Linked DNA regions of Homo sapiens: region 2 is linked to region 1. Evidence: chromatin loops called from intact Hi-C (ENCODE). Cell type or tissue: chondrocyte. All regions are shown on one strand. Links, peaks and the distances in the headings refer to the core of each region. The heading gives the core; the rest is flanking DNA. Region 1 has its middle 120 kb from the start of XACT. Region 2 has its middle 34 kb from the start of AMOT.

Region 1 (8,346 bases), core at 75-8,074:
TTTCTCTAGGTATATATATTGAATAATTTATTTTTGGTAGTAATTATGCAACTAATGAATTATTCTTTGCAATCACAAATGCTAAAACTAGTAAGAAGCAAATGAATAACTTATAGGCCATTGAACCTAGTCTTCAAGGCTCAAAGAGGATCTACCCATAAAAAAGACAATGGGAGCTTTAGTGCTACATGTTCCAGAAATTTAGGAAGTATGAGGTTCTGTGGATGCAACAATCATCTCAATGTAAATGTTTTAACACCTTGATCTCATCTTACCGTGTGAAATGATGAAGTTACTACAGAAAAAGAAAGATACTTACAACCTCTACTTGGACTAATTCAAACCAGTGTGAACACTTTAGAGGATGCTTCTATTTGTCCCAAATAGGGAGAGATTGGAATTTAGAAATCTTATTAAGGGTTTCACTAAATTCACAAAGTGGAGAGGGATAAAGTTTAATGTATTAATTAGGGCTAGATCAAGAAATCAGAGCCACTCTATATATGGAAAGTATGAAAGTTTTAGTTGGGGGAATTGAAAGTTATTCAACATTTGAAAGGAAAAAACAGGCGGAGCAAAGGTCAAGGAAGCCACAGCCAGTGAATTCAGCCTTCAGCATTGAAGCAGGTGGTTCTCCTAAGGTCATCCCAAAGCCACAGCAAATCCCAGGAACATTTAGAAGATTCCCTAACTATTTCAATCTGCAGCAGTGAAGTGAGCGGGTCTCAAGAATGTCCCTTGAAGCTGCTGTGAATGCCAGAAATGTTTGGAGGACTCTAACCAACTATAACTATACAAGTATGATATACAAAACAGGGATGTCGGTGATTCTTAAGAAGTTCCTTCAAACGTCATGTCTGCCCACTTGTCTGACTGCAGTTGTTTCCAGAGAGTAATGACCCCTCCTTCTCTTCTGTTTCCCATATTCTGTATGTCTTTCATTGGCAAATTTTAACATGAGGAAGGATACTCTGGGAAATGTGGTTCTCAGCTGCTTCACTGTATTGCATAGGAGACTATGAGGGTGGTTGACACAGAGTTAATACTAGACAATATAGTGTACCTATTAAGATGTAGGTAATGACAGAATTTCTTTTTCTACTAGAAAGTCTCTATTCTTTATCTATTGAAAGGAATGGCAAAAACTACAATGACTTTTGCACCAACCTAGTATGAGCATAAGGGGCAACAGTGATATTAGTCAAAGAGTCCCAGAATAAGGTAGTAAAGCTTTTGGGAGCTGATACATCACCATGATGAAACAACATGGCCATCAGAGGAGCAACATTTAATTAAGTGGGGGATGGGTTGTTGTGATACTTGTTACCAGAAAGATTCATTTTGGTGCTGGTGACATCCTTGTATACTATCCTGACAAGGCATGTTTATGTGAGTACACATAGCAGGTGGAGGCAACATCAAATAACAGAAAAGATTTCAGGTGAAAAGGAGAAATAAAAAAGGCAGTAAATCTTAAGTTTTAAAAGAAATGTTGTATATCTGAAGGAGATTTCTATATCCTCTATCTCTCAACCAACAAATTGGAACCAGAACAGAAAATTAGCAGCTTGAAAAAGACTTCCCCTGCTCAAGGGTTTGAGTTTCTAAGATTAGAGTGGAGCACACTTGTTCTATTTTTCTCCTCATTCATTAACTAGAAGCAACCTGTTGACTCGTAGAGAAGGGCAGGTTTTCACAACGTTTGGCATCATTCTTTATGGAGTGGGTCTCTTCCACTTTCAATGCACAGAGAAGAACAATGTTGTTGACAGGTAAATGGCTTAAGAAAATGTGTGTAATTGTAATAGTTGTTGATGCTGAAAAGAAATGTTTTAATTCTTATATGCTCCAGTTGGCAATCCCAGGGCATATCCCCAAACTTTCATAACAGTGTTATTTGGAAATTTTATTGTTACAATATAACATTTAGAAGTATTAACCAATATGTTTTCCAATTTTCTTGAATGTCCTTTTACCTCGAAGCTCTCTCCATTTCAAACTAGACCTTGACATTCACTGCCTCAGGACATAAAGGTTATGGAAGAAATGCAGAGAAAAAATCAATTTAAAGTCTATTTTGGAACTAGTGGTAAAGAAACAATTTAGAGAGAAAACTTTCAGAAGCCTAGGCATTGAGAGTCAGAACCCAAAGTCATAAAAAATTGATTTGGAAGAATGCATAATGATGTATAAGCAAATTTTCCCACACCAGAGGAAATAAGAGATCCTCTGAACTGGAGGAAAACAGAGAATATTTAAGAAGCAAGAGAGGAAGCTCTGGTTAGTACTTCTCAGAAGTGATTCTGAGAATTCCTCTTCACAAGCTGTGTCCCTGAGTTGGGGTGGGGGAAATAGAAACTGAAAATAGATTTGGGGATCTGAAAGAGAGAAGCACCCATGCTTTATACTTCAGGTGAAGTCCACGGTGGTCATAGACCTTGAAAGGTCTCTGGTGCCACCATAGTTCAGCAGCAGTACCATGGAAATGGTGGTGTGGTGGGTCTATGATAGAGGGCCTGATACAGTTCCAGTAGTTTTCTGAGGCCCAAGAGAGGGAGGGGAGGGTATCTAAATATTTTCTATCTGTTATTAGTGGAGAACGTGGTAGCTAAGAAAAGAGTGACAGACCAAAAGATAACAGAATTAAGCGGATACAGTGTGTCTCACACGGACCTTTGGCGGGATATTATATGGATTTCGGCAGATGCTAACAGGAATATTGGCCAAGGACGAAGAAATAGACACCCCTTCCCAACAATGCCGTGGTATTAGACCCTTGGAGCTTTCATATGCTGGGAAAAATGCAGGGTATGAGGAAGAAACACAACTTAACTGAGAAAAGCTTATATTCATTGAGTTAAGCTTGAATCACCTAAGATGAAGTGTTCAACAACAGAAAATGGAGCCTCGAGATATAAATTAGATTTTGTTTTAGGGAAAAAATCATTTTGCATAGTAGTTTGTGTTTCATGGAATTCACAGTAACTACACATTTTACTCTGTGAACAGAGGACATGTATGACACATACAGGATGGGAACGCATCAAGATGATTTAATCTAAAACTGTTAAGTATCGTGGAACTAACAAAAACATCAATGTGATGCAAGTAAACAGTGAAAGAAATGAGCTACATTTTCTATTTTAAAGGATGGCAGACGTAGCACATTAATGAATACCTACTGGGTTCTATTTTAAAAGCCCAGTGTCTCAGAAATTAGGCTAAAATGCAATCTGAGTTACGCCTTTTCTTGGCATGGACGTGCTCTTCAAAATGTGGCAGAAAGTGATTTAGCACTTTTAAGAGAACTTACATATGTTGAAGATGGTAAACCGAAATTGAACCTTTGAGAATATTTCCCTGATATACTATATGCCATTCATATTTAATAGGAATGTATATAATATTTAAATATTCAATCTGTCTTTGTCATTATAACTTGTCCAACAACTCACATTTCCCACCATTTTGGCCAAGTGTCTCCAAAGCCTCTCATACAGGCTCATTCAGGGACTGGGAAATTGCCCTGTTCTTTAGGAGCTGCAGATGTCGAACTGTCAACTTTGATTCAGGCCAGAGCTCTATGGGCATGGGTCTTGGAAAGTCTGAGAATCATTTCTATTAAAAAGCAGTAGAACTTCCATGTGGCACAATTTCAGGACTGGTTGAGCAACGTTAAGGCTATTGCACAGTTTCTGGATTTGGCAAACTTTTCCCAACAGAGGGTGCTGTAAACCTGAAAGAGGTACCAAATATTTGTGAGCTTTTAGAAGCCAGGTTGTCTCTTGACTGGAAAGGTCTTTTCTGTCCAGCACAGAAATCACTGTGAATCTTGTTTAAGCAGTTGGAGGTTGGTGGTTGACTCTGAAGCAGCTATATAACACAACCAATGCTACAGCAGCAGCAGAGAGAAGTGGCCATGCTCTGAGCATGAAGTACCTATAGGAAAACAGAGGACTGTTTCCTTTCTGACCAATTCCTTTTTTCAGAGGGAGATAAAAAGTAGGAACAGGGGATAGAGCATTTTTGGGGTCAGAATTTCAGTAAAATTTAAATTAGGTGGCATCAAGAACCAAATACATCTGTTACTATAATTCAAACCCTAATTTTTTTTTTCAGTAATGAATATGACCTGGGAAATCAATTTATACTTTTAAAAATATCCATTTCATAATGTGAAAACAACCTGTGTAAAACAGATATGTTGGAGGAGGTGCAGGTAGGTAGGATAATTTGCTCAGCAAGTCCCTTCATTTGCTTATAGTTAAAATCAAAAGTAAGGCTGGGCGCGGTCGCTCACGCCTGTAATCCCAGCACTTTGGGAGGCCGAGGCGGGCGGATCACCTGAGGTCGGGAGTTCAAGACCAGCCTGACCAACATAGAGAAACCCTGTCTCTACTAAAAAAATACAAAATTAGCCAGGCTTAGTGGCACGTGCCTGTAATCCCAGCTACTCGGGAGGCTGAGGCAGGAGAATCACTTGAACTGGGGAGGCGGAGGTTGTGGTGAGCCAAGATTGTGCCATTGCACCCCAGCCTAGGCAACAAGAGTGAAACTCTGTCTCAAAACGAAACAAAAGTAAGATCCAAATAAAGCAACTAGTATCATTTCCTTATACAATCATGTATTGAGCACTGACAATGCATCTGTACCATGCTAGGCACCAGGAATATACAAATTCTTTTTCTTTCTCTGCCTCCTCTAAAAAGAAAACCAGATCTCAATATTATTGACTCTTGTTATTGTGGCCACTACCTGAAGTTTAATCTGTAGTTAAGATAAAAAGATATAAACAAACATGTACACATTTTTAAAATAATTATTTTAATTTATGTTTTTAAGAAGGGATAGACACTCGGAAAATTTTGCAACCAGACTTTTTTTTTTTTTTTTTTTTTTTTTTTTTTGAGACGGAGTCTCGCTCTGTCGCCCAGGCCAGACTGCGGACTGCAGTGGCGCAATCTCGGCTCACTGCAAGCTCCGCTTCCCGGGTTCACGCCATTCTCCTGCCTCAGCCTCCCGAGTAGCTGGGACTACAGGCGCCTGCCACCGCGCCCGGCTAATTTTTTGTATTTTTAGTAGAGACGGGGTTTCACCTTGTTAGCCAGGATGGTCTCGATCTCCTGACCTCATGATCCACCCGCCTCGGCCTCCCAAAGTGCTGGGATTACAGGCGTGAGCCACCGCGCCCGGCCGCAACCAGACATTTTTTAGGTGCTTAGAAAATTCTGTCTCAAACATTAATAGACACTATCAGAGAAGATTTAGTGAATTTTGGTTAAAGATTCACAAATGGTGAAACTGGGTCTCAGTTTTTCAAGTTTATATATCCTCCTACCTTGTTTACTGGTAATGAGCAAAATCAAAGGCAGGTAACTGAGTTTGTGTGTATTGGGGGGAATTTATCCCATTACTGGCTTGGCTAGCAACAATTATTTATCTTGGAAATCAGTAAAATTCTTTGCAATGTATTTACCTCATGAAGAAAGTATTATGGAAAAGATATTTTTTCAACATAAATTAATAGTATGGCAGAAGTTAAAAGACCATCTTTTTCAGACCTACTTTTAAATCCCAATGTTAAGAAAAGAGACTAGGGATGTGAATCCAATCTCTTCCCTCTACTACAAAACCCCACTGTTGTAATTCCCCTTGAATAAAATATTTCTTGCTTTCTCTGAAAGAAAAGGAAAAAAGGCTCATTTTTAATGGCACATCTCAAATGATGGGATAATTCTGGAGATAATTCCCAACCTGTAAAACAAATATGTGTTAATATCCTTAGGTATTTGAGTGAATGGAAATCCAGACACTGGTGGTTGGATTGGCACGTTAATCTCCTGTCACTCTGATCTATTCCAATTCCTGAGAAACCTAAACTCAAGAATAACAAAAACCACTCAGTCCTACCCTTATAATTCTTTTTTTAACTTCTAGAGAAATGGCAGAGGCCATAAAACAAGAATGATGGAAGAGTTTACCACAGTTTTTCCTTGTCACTTATTTTGAAAGTCAGCTGCAATTTGTAATTTTCTCAGGTTGGCAAATGTGTCCAAATGGGGAATGCTCTGTAATCTGTCAAAACCTCACAGATGTCATCAGCAAAAGGAGCATATACACTTAATGTGTTTGTTAAATCTTTTATTCTGCATGTGGAGCTATACCTTGAGTAAAGACTCACCAAACAGATATCATTCCTTCAAAAAAGTCATCAAGACCTTTGTAAATAAACTCACATAGTAACAGAAGTGCATAATCTAGAGAGTGGTTGTGCTGATGCAAAACATTGGAATCTGTTTTTTAGTTCCTATCTCAGATTGTTTCACAGGCTGTGTAAACTACATAAATAGGAAGAAGTGAGAAAATGAAGCTCCAAGATACTTCTCACACCTTGAAAAATCACACCTTTTTGATTCAGTAGAACTCTAGTGGTGGCCAGAACTGAAGTAATGGCAATGGGAAGGAGAAACAAAGGCAGATTAGGGAGCCTTTGGAGATGGACTGCATTTAGTTCTCTTTGCTTGTCCCTCCCCTCTTCTTTACCTGTGAATGTTGGGTGTCACAGTTCTTAGTTCTTGCATCTCTTCTCTACCTGTACTCTTTCTCTAAGTGCTCTGAGTCAGTCTTATAACCACAAATGTTATCTATACCCTAAATTTCTGAAATCTCTCTCTATATATACCTAATGTATCCCTGAAATTTCTTGATTGATATTCCTTCTGCATACTTGACATCTATGCTTGGATGCCTCATGGGCATCTGAAATGTAACTTTACCTCATACCTCTATTCACTTTTTCTGTTTCAGTCTTTCATATCTCCGTAAATGGCAGTACAAGCAACCTAGATTTACAAACCAGAACGCTTGGAGTCATCCTTAATATTTTTCTTTCGTTACTCTATGTGGACAATCATTCAGTGAGTACTGCTGTTTATAATTTCTAAATATAAATATCAAACACATCTATTTCTCTTCATCTCTACTATCATCAACATAGTTTTGGCTACCAGCATGTCTCTCAGAGGCCATTTCTAGGGTCTTTTAAATGGTCTTTGTACTTCTGTTGCCTCCTCCACATCATTGCCACATGTAGAAGTCAAAGAGGTCTTTTAAAAATATAAAATTGTATCATGTTTCTCTATTGATTAAAACACTCATGACTTTTCTTCACTCTTAGGATAAAATCCAAATTAATTCCCATGGCCTACAAGGCCTTGAGTGGTTCATCGCCTAACTGCTACTTCAACTCAGTGTGGGCCATTCTGCCCTTGCTCACCACTCTACAGTCACACAGGCTTCCTTTCGGTTCATGGCACATGACAGGCCCCTCCCCACTCCAGGGCTTTCATACGTGCTTGTTCTTCCATCTAGAATAGATTTCCTTCTCTTGCCTGCACGAGTGGCTCATTATCATTCTTCAGGACTACCTTAAGTGTTAGCTCTTCAGAGACACCATCCCTAATATCGTACCCACCATGGGGCCCTCATTATACTTCACCATCTGTTATGTATTCATCTTCTTCACCAAACATAATAATTTTATTTATATCATTACTTGATTCTTTAATTATTTCTTTTCTGTCATTCCTACCAGAATGTGAACTCCATAAATTTAGGCATGGTATTTGTTTTATTCCCCAATATATATTTATAACCTAATAAGTTCTCAATGACTATTAATACAAAAATGAATGACTATTGACACAACCAGAACCAAAATATAATCCAGCATTCTTTCTACCTTGTTATTTGTATATCTGTGCTCTAAGAAAATCTGACTAACGTTAACTCTAGTTTTTAATCTCTGCAGAGTTGTAGTGTCTAATTTAATTGTAAATATGTGCCTGGGGCTGTTCAAAATATATCTAATGTGAACATGTCAGATAAATCCATTTTCCAACAATAAAAATAACAACTATTCCTTAAGTGCTTTATACCATTCACTGAACTATACTTTAAGTGCATAATTTCATGTAGTGCCTGAGAAATAGGTAATATTGTCCCATTTAACAGCTAAAGAAACTGAAGATTGGAGAGAGGTCAAGCATTTCACCTTATCCAATCAATTTGAAACCAATCTCACTTATTTCAAAGTCCATGCACCTGGTAATAATTGCATTATGACTGGCTCTAATTCTCTCAAGACAAACCTTGTGCAATTCCTTCAGGAAGAAATGCACGAAGGAGAAATCTGAGGGGGAAGCAGTAAAATGATGGCTTAGTAGTTCCAATCCTTTTATTATGGTCTTAATATAACTTTTAAAGGGTTAGGATGAAGGGTGAAATATGTGTTTTGCTTAGAGAGACTGATTAAAAAGGGAATAGAATATTTGAAGAACATTATCT
Region 2 (8,346 bases), core at 217-8,216, 870 kb after region 1:
TTCTTATGCATATTTTCCAGACTTCCTGGATCCCAGGGCTGCCACAGCTTTCATGGAGTCCAGCCTGACCAACCAGAGAAACCTATATCAGTGAAGCCATCAGAGTCTCTCAAAGCTAACTGATCTTCTCCAGAATGTGGGAATCTTCTTCAATAGTCAGTCTTCTAAAAAATATCATCATCTGAGTCATTTGTTCCTCATGGTCACTGTTGTTAGGCAAACATCCAAGATTCTTGCTTTGGTAAGGGTAAGTCTTTGGTTTCTGATCCTCACCAAGAGGTTTTGAAAATCCCCCTAATTTCATGGCATAAAAAGATGTCCATATTGCCTTTGTGGAAGGCTGCCACCCAGTCATGAAACATCTTCTAGAAAATGTAATGTAGTAGAACAAACACTGGATTGGATGTCAGAAAATCTGGATCCTTCTTCTTGCCATGTCCTGATTTATTTAGAGACTTTGAGTCATTTGCAACAGGATTCAGGTAACTCATATGCATAATGTGGAGGCCAGTCTAGCTGAAAACATGGTTGTTTCCAGATTATAATGTTCATGACTCTATTTCTGTGCCTCTATAACCAATAAGACAGATTTCCGTACCCTTTTTATTCTATTTGAAAAGCCCCATGATGTTATGGTTTCCTGGAACTTTGTGGCTGTGCTGGATAGAGCGATATGAAAACAAACAAATAAGCAAAACAAAACAATCAGAATAAAAGGTTGGCTGCAGGTGCGTCTGTGTTACACTTAGACACAGCCTAATTCCAGAAAAGCAGAGTTCACAGTGGTGAGTGTCATGGAAACTGCCTATGAATGTTACAAGACTTGCACGTAAACTGAAAGCCCCATTACTGGTTGAGGAGACAGAAGTGGAGAGGATTTTGTGCAGATGATTTTCTCCTTTTAATTGAACCACTCCAGTAGCAGGAACCAAACTGAAACTCCCTTAGACATTTAAATGACTCACATATTTTAGTGCTTGAACATCAGCTCTGTGAATACCTAAAATGGGGCTAAGTGAAAATTGGATAACATTTGCTTGACATTGTCACTGGCCTTTCTCTAATGTCAAAGATGGATTTGCATAATTATGCTGAAAGCTAGGAAACTGCACCCAGCAGGAGGTTTCCTTGCCGGTGTTAGGTTTTAGTTCTACTCCAGCTGTGACTCTCAGGACGAAGAAAATCTTTCAGAAATGAACAGACAGAGTGCACACTTTCTAAAACAGTATAGTAACAGCCTAACGACAATTTAACTTGCATACTGATTTCCAAGGTATAATTAAGATAGGCCTGATAAGCAACTGATTGACTGAACAACCTTTTGCTTGGTATCAAAAGGGCTTCAGAGAGGAGAGTGTCCAAGCAATGTTACCTCATAAACCTCTTCCTGATTAAAATTCTTTTAAGCTGGCCAGATGCTTGATAGAAGCAAACTTCTAAAGGCTGCCCCTGTAACAGGTGTGTGTCTATGGTGCAATCCTGTCTTTCCAAGGTCACTGCAGTCATAAAACGTCTCCTGAATGTATCTATAAGGGGAAAATGCTGAAGCAGGTGAGGCCTCTCTGGGTTCCAACTTTTACCCCTTACATGGGGCACTTACTAACCTCAAGCTCTCTTTCCCCATATGCTTTTTCATTTTCAAATCCTCCTCTCACAAAAGAATTTGAACCCCTTAACATCCTAGAGAATCACTTCTCTTGGTCTGTCAAGAAATCATCTCAATGTTTTTAACTTTCACTTGTAAATGACAAGAGGTCTGTTTTGCTATAATTTTAAATAACACCTAGGTACTTGCAATATATTAATAGGAAAAATAATGAGAAGTGTAAAATTCCTAAGCTCCTGGAAAGAAGCTCCAACAAAAAGTGAACATCCAGATTGCAGTCAACTGAGAGACACATTCCTGAGGACTACTAGTCGGTTCACCTGGTACTTGTGAAATCACAGAGTTTAGATAGCCATGAGCTTGGTTTTCCAAAGCAATATTTTCAAGCAGACCTAACAATGTATTTCTCATTGAGATTTCACAGCTTACAAAGCCTTATATGCTTGTTGTTCACTCTCCTGTTAATTAAAACAATTTCCATGCTACCTCTGGGTTTCACTACAGAATTCATAAATATCTAAAATTATTTCATGGAGAAAAGCACAGATGAAAAGTAGCCCTTTTTCATTCACATGCACTACTTGCTAGGTTCAAAATGTGATTGTTTCTTTGTTTGCTTTTACTGCTTGTATGGCACTAATAAGCAGAATCTGCACATGTAGTTCTCCTCTGACCATGTTATCCTGTCTTGCATATATATAGAGATAACTTTTGTCAGACTTCAAATGCCAAAGAGCAGAGCATATCTTCCAGCTTATTTCTGGTTTGAGCTGGAGGTCGCAGCTTGTGCAATTTGGTAGACAGCAATTCGCCTTGGAACAAGCTCATAAACATGGAATAGGCAGATAGATTGATTCAGAATTTCTGATTTTTTTAAAGGGCAAGAGAGCAAATGTCTAGTTTCTAAGGCAAAAAGGTAGCAGCAAAAACAAAAGCCACACACATTTTAACTGAGCACTATTGTTATTAACGCATTGCACTAGTATCACACTTTACAGTTTACAATGACCTTTTACAGCCGTTATCTCATTTGATACACCCACCCTGTGGAACAGATGTGCATTAATATAGGCACTTGACAGACGAAGAAATTCGGGCACAAAAAGGTTAAGTGACTTACCTAAGGTTGTACTGTAAGTTGGTATACATATGTTGCCTTTTGTGCTAGATAGATAAGGAATGGAGGCATCTGAAGAACTCTCAATTCTGTTTTTTATGAGTCCCGATTGAGAAGAAAATCCCACAGCAGTGCGTTGCATGCTCATCTTTATTTCAACTAATGTTTTCAGTATGTAAAACGTGCAGAAGCAGCACACTTGCAGGTTGCTCAGTGAAACTGGCATGATGCAAATGTGATGGGTAATGTTCAATAAGGAACTAATGCTCAACATTATCTGCCACTTAATCAATGTGCAGTGTGGCCTAGGCACCACAAAACATCCAGATTTACAGCATTAATTCTCATGGATTTTATGATTGCTTATTTCCTGATAAATTTGGTAAATTAACATCTGCCCCTCAAGCAAGTCATGGAGTAATTATTCTCATCGCTTGATTTTTACTAACCATCAGCCAACCCACTTAACAAATGTTGAACAATAACCTGTTGTTGATGTGTCTCCCAGACTGTGAGAGACACGTCTCAAAGCTGAGATATTCTGATATCTATTAGGATTAATTTTCAAGATCTAAAATGGTCATGTTCCCCAATGTCTCTGGAGTGTAGCAACAAATACCAATTAGCGAGAACACCGGGATACTTCCTAATCCCCTTCCTACTAATTTTTTTAAAGGAAAAAAAAATGAAATGGAAGTTATATCATATTCCATGAAGGCAGTCTTTCAAACATAAAAAAGTGGGAGTTTTGCAGCATTTATAGCAAAACTTTGCTTTCCTTGGAGATATTTTTAAGGTAATTTGATATGCTGTGTTTTAAAGGCTACTTCTATAGGGAAAAATAAGGTTTACTCACCAAATTTTATTGTTGAAAAATAGCTACTAAACCTGCTAGGTGAAATGTGTTTATGTGAAAAAGCTGCACTTTGAAGATGGTAATTACCACTTTATATGTTTCCACTGCCACTGCTCAATTCTCATTTTCATAGTTTAAAAAGAAAAGCAGATTTAAATAATGCAATGCTTATTAGCGTATGAATATGGACCTAATTGTCCCTTTTTAACTCTAAGAGGTAATTTGGAATATAGTCTATATAAGCGGGTTAAGAAGTGTGCCACATATGCAATTATGACTAAAAACTTTCATTTGGAAAATTGCAACCTTATCTCATTGTCTTTTAGTAGCAATGTCTTGTGTGCTGCCTGTCACTCTGCACTTTCCTTAGAAGATGTTTATAGGAGTATGTGTAGAGTAGTAAAACCAGTACATTAAATTATAGCAGAGTTGATCAGTGCCTTGTAGCACTGTGTAATACTGCACATACTCAAATTGCATCAAACAAAGCCACAAGGATAGTTGAAAAATGAAAACAAAAACAAAATGGTTACTTAGCATCAAGTAGACCCTGAGATAGCCCCCAGGTTTTTCTTTTAAATTCAGTTTCCTTTTGAACTGGACGAACCCATTCAGGAAGTGAAATAGCCTAAAAATGTTCTAGAAGTTTCTCAGAGATTTCTTCAGTGACCTTTCCTAAGACTTGACAAAAAAATGCTTCCACCCAACACTGCAAGTTTCTTCTTTCTACCAGCTCAGAAAGTGCCTGTCACATTTCAAAACATGTGCTAGAGACCAATGAGATTTTAGTTAAATTTGCTTAAGGATGATAAACACTCATTTTAAAAACACTGGGCTCATTTATATATGATTGCTCAAGCTGTTAAAGTGAAAAACTCTCTTGAAAAAAACAGATTTCCTTTGGGCTGTGTATTGACAAATACTAGTTTGGCTAATTGTGTTTGTTTGGATGGATTTTAATCCTGAATGACTAATCAAACCGCCATTTCATAGACCACATGTATATGAATTTCAAAATATCCTTGCTATGCATACTTGATATCCCATGCAACCATTTTTAATATATTTGTTCTATGTTATACTGACATCTATGGACCCCATAAGAGAAATTCAGCTTTTTAGAAAAATTCTGTTAGCTGCTTATAAGCAACTTAAAATGTGGCTCAACCTGGTAGACTAATGGTCCTAATCTATTGTGTGTGGGCAACTAGTTGATCTTTGAACCTTATCACTTTTTTCAAAATCATTATGGAGTTCTTCTCTCTACCTACAATCAAAACTTAAGGGAGAGGGAATGAGTGAATCACCTTAGTAAAGAATTAGGGCATCTTGGCCGGGCGCGGTGGCTCATGCCTATAATCCCAGCACTTTGGGAGGCTGAGGAAGGCAGATCACGAGGTCAGGAGATCGAGACCATCCTGGCTAACACGGTGAAACCCCGTCTCTACTAAAAATACAAAAAAAAAAATTAGCCGGGCATGGTGGTGGGCGCCCGTAGTCCCAGCTACTTGGGAGGCCGAGGCAGGAGAATGGCATGAACCCGGGAGGTGGAGCTTGCAGTGAGCCGAGATCGCACCACTGGACTCCAGCCTGGGCGACAGAGCAAGACTCCGTCTCAAAAAAAAAAAAAAAAAAAAAAGAAAAAGAATTCAGACATCTTAAATAAAAGAGTGGTCCTTATTGATGAGACAGTAAGGGGGATCCTGTCAGTGCACTTGTATCCATTTATAGTATTAATTCAATAAGATTTATTATTGTAATTACTGTATACTGAACACTGAGCTAACAACTAGGGGTACAATGACTAAAGATATACTGGTCCTGTCCCCCAAGGAAGTCCCAATCTAATGGAGGAGACAAAGTACAAAAACATATAAAATACAAGAGAGGATGATAAGTACTATGACAGATAGAGTGTTTTTGTCAGGATAGGCTAAATGCTACAACAAATCTCAAAATTTCAGTGGCGTAAGTCAGTAAAGATTTTTTTGCTCATTTGAGTCAAAGCCCAATGTGGTCAGTAGGAGCAGAGGAGCATCTAATCCAGCTAGTCATTTAAAGACTGAGACTCCTTCAGTCTTATAATGCTACCATCTTCAATGCATGGTCTCCAAGTTCATTGTGAAGAGGAAAGAGAGAGTGTAAAGAAAACATATCCACTCCTACCTGCTTCAACCCAGAAGAGACACATCACTTCTGTTCACATTCTATAGGGGAGAACCAGTCACAGTGCCCCATTTAGACAAAGGGAGACTGGGAAAGATATTTCAGCTCTGTTCCTAAGAAAAGAAAAGAATCTTGGTGGACAACTATTGATAACTAGATGTAACTGGTAGTAACTAACTTGTTAACTAAAGGTAACTAAAGATAACTAGAAGAAGCCAAGATGCAAAAAACAAACAAAACCAAAATCCTCTCGAATCTAACTTATTTCATGTTAAAATCATAGTGACAACTACAGAAAACTAGAAAAAATAGAGGATCATCTTAACTAGTAACTAGCTAACTAGATAATTAGAATAACTGGAATAAGCCAAGAAACTCACGATGATATTTTCATCTCAACTCTAATTTCTCATCTCTTGCTTGAATAACTAGGGATAACTAGATGTAACTAACGTTGATTAGATAAATAATGAATTAGAGATAACTAGAGTAAACCAAGAAGCTAAAAAGTATTCCTCTTAAATCTAACTTTTCATTTCTTATTAGAAGAGCGAGCGAGAAGTATAGAAAACAAAAAACAGAGAAATGACACGATTAGTTAACTAGTAACAAGCAAACTAATAGCTAAATATTATAGACAACAAGAATAACTGAAGCTTAGAAGATCAGAAACACACATTCCAATCAATTATAACATCCTATTTCTTATTTAAATAACTGAGAGTAACTAGATATTAGTAGTGGTAAATAGGTAAATAGTTAACTAGAGATAACAAGAATAACTAGAGGCAGCCCCAAAAAACTGAAAAAAAAAAAAAAAACTGAAAAACACATTTCTCGCCAATTTAATTTATTACTCCCACTTTCTGAGCATTGTCCACCTCTCTATTTCCTCGTTGTTGTAATGTGTCCCCTATTAGGATACCCCATTGTTTCATTGTAAATCCTATCTGCTTCTACTGATGTTGAAGACCAATTCCTTCACTGGATGGCTACGTCCAAAACATCTGCTCCATTACTAGTTGGAGTATAATACTGCTAGATTGGTGCTCAGTGGTGGGCCACAGAGAGCCAGGTATGAAGTGTTGCCCTGTTTACACAAAAGGAGGAGGGGTTGCTGGAGCACAGACTATATCTGGGATACGGAGGGAGCCAGACGACCAGTTTGAACATGGCCATTATAGGAAAGTACATTTTCAAATGACAGCAACCCAAATTAAAGTCACTTGGGAAAAAAACCAAAATGATTGGGTTATCTAACTGGGAAGTCTAAGGTAGATATGGCATATTTGAGCCAGATGCTGAAATGATACCATCAAGAATATTTCTGTCCATCTTTTGCTTTCCTTTATTTGTTGGCCCCATTCTCTTCTCCTAAGATAGATTTTTCCATATGGCAGGAATGATGCCTGTTTGTGGCTCCCTTTCTTATTCTAGATTTATGACCTCAAAAGTAAGGCCAATTTTCTCTAGATCAAAATTGAAAATTTCAAGGAAGGAATCTGATGGGCTAAGCTTGGTCACATACTCAACCCAGAGTAATTAGTGTAGTTACAGAAATGGAGTTTTATGTTTGAATGGGCTTGGGTCAGCACCCAAGCCCTGTGACCAATGAGATAGAGCACTATGATTAGCAGCTGCCTCAACAAAATCACATGATTGTACAGCACAAGGAGCAGTTCCACCAAATGAGGTAAGGGTGCTGGACAGAAAAACCAGGTATATCCACTACAGCATCCAAGCGCTTGTAATCAAAGGTTTTTGAGCAGACAGGTCCAGACCTCTACTGAGATGTCCTCTGGGGGTTTGTCATGGATTGGAACTAAGCTTATTCTAAGGTATTGCTTGCTGAAGGATATTTCTGCTGTTAGAATATTTGTCAGGTGGTCATCTATGATGAAAACAGCATTGGAAACAGTTGGAATTGGAAGATACAAAGATGAAAACCACATTTGGTGTAGAGTGAAGTATTCTTGATAGATATGTAATGTGGTCAGTGTAAGAGACATCCAGTGAGGGTAGTAAGGCTACCTGCATATTTTGCTATAGCAGGTATAGAAATTGAGTCATTGCTCAAAAATCTGGGACTGATGTACGAAGATAAGTTTGTAATCAGTAAGATGTCAAAGAGAGACTTTCTAGATCCAAGAGCTGAATTTAGATAGAAAGCAGAACATTTACCTAAGGATGCATATTTGTGCAACCTATTTTTAAGAGAATCTAGTTTCAACGTAATGGATGGCATCATAGCCCCAAAGTCATGAGTCATCCATATCCATGATCAAATCCAGAATTATGAAGGCCCATGTTCAAAATAGTTTTGGATATATTAAATTATATAATAGATATTAAGTGCTTAACACAATCAGCACATTTTTTTTTTTTTTGAGATGGAGTCTCGCTCTGTTGCCCAGGCTGGAGTGCAATGGCCTGATCTCGGCTCACTGCAAGCTCCACCTCCCGGGTTCATGCCATTCTCCTGCCTCAGCCTCCCAAGTAGCTGGGACTACAGGTGCCCACCACCACGCCTGGCTAATTTTTTGTATTTTTAGTAGAGACGGGGTTTCACTGTGTTAGCCAGGGTGGTCTCGATCTCCTGAC

What was found. A loop is a pair of places that touch in the nucleus more often than their neighbours do. Peaks named below come from ENCODE experiments on the same cell type or tissue, not always from the same donor. Only the 100,000 strongest peaks of a DNase experiment are listed, where the experiment ranks them.
Region 2: it touches region 1 in a loop (8-fold over the local background); 2 of 110 quality-filtered maps call a loop at or near these places.

The regions. Positions count from the first base shown.
Region 1 is chrX:113,737,316-113,745,661 of GRCh38, reverse strand. No RefSeq gene overlaps it. Among named protein-coding and RNA genes, the nearest start is that of XACT, 120 kb to the right of the region's middle. In chondrocyte, for the core only: CTCF peaks have their summits at 3,524 and 3,723 (motif pointing right); no DNase peak of the experiment used is centred there.
Region 2 is chrX:112,870,614-112,878,959 of GRCh38, reverse strand. No RefSeq gene overlaps it. Among named protein-coding and RNA genes, the nearest start is that of AMOT, 34 kb to the right of the region's middle. In chondrocyte, for the core only: CTCF peaks have their summits at 4,462 and 4,671; no DNase peak of the experiment used is centred there.